2 separate regions of the Homo sapiens genome follow, and region 1 is linked to region 2. The links are chromatin loops, found by intact Hi-C in ENCODE. Cell type or tissue: Panc1. All regions are shown on one strand. Region 1 overlaps INO80 (INO80 complex ATPase subunit). Region 2 overlaps EXD1 (exonuclease 3'-5' domain containing 1).

Region 1 (2,500 bases), 100 kb after region 2:
GCCACCAAGTAGAAATAAGTTTCCTTCCTTTGACTATTACTTGAGTCTGTGATACCTCAGACACATCCTTACCTATTAGGTTCAAAAGAAATTTGGTTCTTGCCACGCGCCTGTAGTCCCAGCTACTCGGGAGGCTGAAGCGGGAGAATCGCTTGAACCTGGGAGGTGGAGGTTGCAGTGAGCCGAGATTGCACCATTGCACTCCAACCTGGGCGACAGGGCGAGGCTCCGTCTCGGAAAAAAAATAAAAGAAATTTGGTTCTCGGGTTTTATTCTGTATTTCACTTTCATATAAACAGAGTGAGTATCCAGTGTTCTTTTCCAGGTTAGTGAGGTATCAATCAGTATGTTTCTTCTTCTCTGTTACTTTTCTTCCTCAAGGAATATTCATGGGTCTGAGTAGATAAAGGGATATGTGTTGTCAGTGTCAGGTGGAATAAGGAAAGAACCTTGCATGTTTTAAGTCATGAGGTTGCTTTGTGACTATCTCCTGTGGAAGTGCAACCTGTTGCATCTGTTTCTTTTGCAGCTAAGTTGAAAAAAGTGAAGAAAAAAAGACGAAGAGATGAAGAACTTTCCTCTGAAGAATCCCCTCGTCGCCATCACCACCAGACCAAAGTCTTTGCCAAGTTTTCTCACGATGCACCTCCCCCTGGCACTAAGAAAAAGCACTTATCCATTGAGCAGCTGAATGCTCGTCGCAGGAAAGTATGGCTCAGCATTGTGAAAAAGGAACTACCAAAGGTAAGTGAATGCCTCCAGGAGATGGAAATTAGGAGAATGTTTTCTCTCCCCACCCACTAAAGAGGAACTCTGAGAGCTAGATACTTTCACAGATAGGAATTCTGCAAAGAAACTAATCTGTTGGAATCAAGAAAATGCTGAGTAGTACTCTTTCAGTTAACAGTTTCTTCTAGAATGTGGTCAGAATTCACAAGACAATTAGTTATTGTGTGATGCTCCGTGGTCAAAAAATTGGAGGACAACTTCTTCAAGAAAAGAATGCAGTTTTCCTAAATATAGCAATAGATACTTGACAGCCAATTTATAGGTGATATTAGAAAAAATTAAAAAGAGGCCAGGCATGGCAGGTCACACCTGTAATCCCAGCACTTTGGGAGGCTGAGGTGGGTAGATCGCTTGAGCCCAGGAGTTTGAGACCAGTCTGGACAGCATGGTGAAACCCCATCTCTCCAAAAACTACAAAAATGAACTGGGCGTAGCGGCACATGTTTGTAGCCCTCCCTATGCAAGTGGCTGAGGCAGGATAGATAGAGCCCAGGAGGTTGAGGCTGCAGCGAGCTGAGATCGCACCACTGCACTCTAGCTTGTGTAACAGAATGTGTAACATAATAAATATTTATTTATTTTATCTCAAAAATTAAATAAAATAAAAAGGAGTTGATATGTTTCTTAGAGAATTTACAAATGTTTGAATGTTGCTGGATAATCACAGGCACTAGAATAAAATGTGAACGAGTTAAACATGTATAAGCATTTTTCCTCTTAATTCATTTGGTTTTGATAACATTTTATTTTATTATTATTATTTTTGAGATGGAGTCTTGCTCTGTCGCCTGGGCTGGATTGCAGTGTCATCATCTCGGCTCACTGCAACCTCCGCTTCCCAGGTTCAAACAATTCTCCTTCCTTAGCCTTCCAAGTACCTGGGGCTACAGGCAGATGCCACCATGCCCAGCTAATTTTTGTATTTTGGTAGAGATGGGGTTTCACCATGTTGGCCAGGCTGGTCTCGAACTCTTGACCCCAGGTGATCTGCCTGGCTCCGCCTCATAAAGTGTTGGGATTACAGGTGTGCGCCACCACGCCCAGCCAATAACATGTTATTTTGATATAATTTCAAAATTAATAGTTGCAAACCAGATGCCATATGTAGCGTTTTTTTTTTTTTTTTAAAGAAGTTGCAATTATAGTCCAAGGAATGTCTGTTTACCCTTAAGTGAGATTCACCAGTTGTTTACATATTACTCTTAAGGATGAATTGAGTGCAATCCTGATAGGAACAGGATATTTCATTATAAATTGGATTTTTTTTAGAAACGGGATATTTTATGAATTGAGAAAAGTTGATACTAAAGTCCATGTGATGAAGTCAGAATGTAGGAGTAGCTGGGGAAGAATTGGAAAAATCCCCACTAAACGTTAGAACACGCTACAAAACCTCTACAGTTAAAAAAGTATGGTACTGGCACATGAATAGGCAAATAGATGAGTAGAATAAGCTGGTGGACTTACAAATTAGTAGTGCCGAGACAACTGGGTAGCAATTTAGATAAAACTAGATCTGCATCTTACACATATACTTCATATAGGTTAGTATGACACTTTTTAAACTATGGAGGTTATAGTGTGTTTTAATTTTTTTTTTTTTTTTTTTTTGAGACGGAGTCTCGTCTCTTGCCCTGGCTGGAGTACAGGTGTGTGATCTTGGCTCACTGCAACCTCTGCCTCCTGGGTTTCAGCGATTCTCCCACTTCTG
Region 2 (2,500 bases):
TATGAGCTATGGAAATTGAAAAAAGGAATCAGAATTATGACTTGCCAGCTATACAACTAAAAACTGAAGAGAAACAACTGAAAAAGACTACCACAAACAAAAAGACAATTTATAAAGTGCCTGGGTACAAATGTAAAAATTACTAGATTTTTGATATCCATACAAGCAGCTAAAAAATATAATCGGATGCCGGGTGTGGTGGCTCATGCTTATAATCCCAGCACTTTGGGAGGCTGAGGTGGGAGGATCACTTGAGCCCAGGGATTCAAGACCAGCCTGGCCAGCATAGTGAAACCCTGTCTCTACAAAAAAATTAAATATTAGCCAGGCGTGGTGGCACACACCTGAAGTTGCAGCTCCTCTGAGTGGGGGAGGCTGACGTGGGAGGATTGCTTGAGCCCAGGAGGTGGAGATTGCAGTAAGCCATGATCACACCACTGTACTTCAGCCTGGGTGACAGAGCAAGGCCCTGTCTCAAAAAAAACCCCACAAAAATTAGCAAGGCATGGTGGCATGCACCTGTGCTTCCAGCTACCCAGGAGGCTGAGGCAGGAGGATCACTAAAGGCCAGGTGTTATAGGTTACAGTGAGCCATGATCACACCATTGCACTCCAGCCAAGGCAACAGAGCAAGACCCTGTCTAAAAAAATCAAAACAAAACAAAACAAAAAACTTCCCAAAACCTGAAAGAGATAACAAAATAAAAATTTGGAGGAAAATAAAAATGTAATCCAATGAAAAAATATGTATATGATCATACATGAGTAGACTATCTTTGGGAGATAACACAAGAAACTGCTCTAAGAAGATGTACCTGCTAACGCAGCTGAGGCCAGGCTGGAAGGGAGACTAACTTTTCCTGTATAGTCTTTATACATACGTGCATACACACAGAGACACACAGCCCTATGGATTCACTGCCTTTTCAAAATATTGAAATTACTAGAAAAATGATACTACTATAATTGAAGACACCAGAGGGTGCTATATGAACACATTTGAATAGACTCTCATTTACCAATTACCATTTGGTACAACAGAAGTGATTTCAGGCCGGGCACTATGGCTCACGACTGTAATCCCAGCACTTTGGGAGGCCGAGGCAGGTGGATCACGAGGTCAGGAGATCGAGACCATCTTGGCTAACGCAGTGAAACTCTGTCTCTACTAACAATAGAAAAAAAATTAGCTGGGCGTGGTGGCAGGCGCCTGTAGTCCCAGCTACTTGGGAGGCTGAGGCAGGAGAATGGCCTGAACCCAGGAGGCAGAGCTTGCAGTGAGCCGAGATCGTGCCACTGCACTTCAGCCTGGGCGACAGAGCGAGACTCCATCTCAAAAAAAAAAAAAAGTGATTTTAAGTACCATATTCAGAAGTTTAGTTATAATAAACTTGTGTTCGCTTTCTCTTCTTAGCCTACATGTATGGAGCTGCCAGAGGAACTGCTTCAACTCAAGGACTTCCAGAAGCAGCGCAGGGAGAAAGCTGCAAGAGAATATAGGGTGAATGCACAGGGACTCCTGATAAGGACAGTGCTACAGCCAAAGAAATTAGTGACAGAGACAGCAGGGAAAGAGGAGAAAGTCAAAGGCTTCTTATTTGGTAAAAATTTTAGGATAGATAAAGCTCCAAGTTTTACATCTCAAGACTTTCACGGGGATGTGAATTTACTGAAAGAAGAATCTTTGAATAAACAAGCTACAAATCCTCAACATCTACCTCCCACAGAGGAAGGGGAAACCAGTGAGGATTCCAGTAACAAACTCATTTGCACAAAGTCAAAGGGGTCAGAGGACCAGAGAATAACTCAGAAAGAACACTTTATGACACCCAAACATGAGTTTCAGGCAAGTTTATCTTTGAAAGAGGAGACAGAACAGTTATTGATGGTGGAAAACAAGGAAGATTTAAAATGCACAAAACAGGCTGTTTCAATGTCTTCCTTTCCTCAGGAAACCAGAGTGTCTCCAAGTGACACTTTTTATCCTATCAGAAAGACTGTGGTTTCCACACTCCCTCCCTGTCCAGCCTTGGAGAAGATCGATTCCTGGATAAGTCCTTTTCTAAATCTGCCCTAGAGATGGGCAGTTTGTTCTTAAGGCCATACAGATGGCTTATTTCCTTTGCCATCAGGGCTTTCCACAGTGCCCAGGTTTCTCATGTTGTAAATGTAGTAATGCTTCAGTCACAGGGGAAAATTATATCCTCTTGCTTACTCCTGTGTTCCTGGTATGCGGAGAATGAGAATGAATAAGTTAAATAATGGAAGAAGTATAATTTCTGATTATGTCACTGTGTAGAAATGTTCTCAGTGACCAGAGTGCATTATTTTTCATAATTTGGGTTTAGAGGATTTGAAGAAAGGAAGAATCTTGGGCTTAGTATCAGGAAGACTCCATCATTTTCAAATTTTGTTTTGCTTCTTGACTTTTGGATTCCTTTGAAGAGACCTGGTAAAACTATTAACAATTCATTTAAAAAATTGGTACCTGATAACTTTA

What was found. Hi-C counts contacts between places; a loop is a spot of excess contacts. Peaks named below come from ENCODE experiments on the same cell type or tissue, not always from the same donor. Only the 100,000 strongest peaks of a DNase experiment are listed, where the experiment ranks them.
Region 1: a loop joins it to region 2, with 2.1 times the contacts of the local background. A loop is called at or near these places in 3 of 110 quality-filtered maps.

The regions. Positions count from the first base shown.
Region 1 is chr15:41,083,613-41,086,112 of GRCh38, reverse strand. INO80 (INO80 complex ATPase subunit) reads left to right here. Exons shown (of 36, transcript NM_017553.3): 7 at 530-744. Among named protein-coding and RNA genes, the nearest start is that of INO80, 31 kb to the left of the region's middle. In Panc1, no CTCF peak of the experiment used is centred here; no DNase peak of the experiment used is centred here.
Region 2 is chr15:41,183,508-41,186,007 of GRCh38, reverse strand. It overlaps EXD1 (exonuclease 3'-5' domain containing 1), which reads left to right. Exons shown (of 12, transcript NM_001286441.2): 12 at 1,415-2,500. The coding sequence ends at 2,077. Among named protein-coding and RNA genes, the nearest start is that of EXD1, 46 kb to the left of the region's middle. In Panc1, no CTCF peak of the experiment used is centred here; DNase peaks (open chromatin) are centred at 1,007 and 1,460.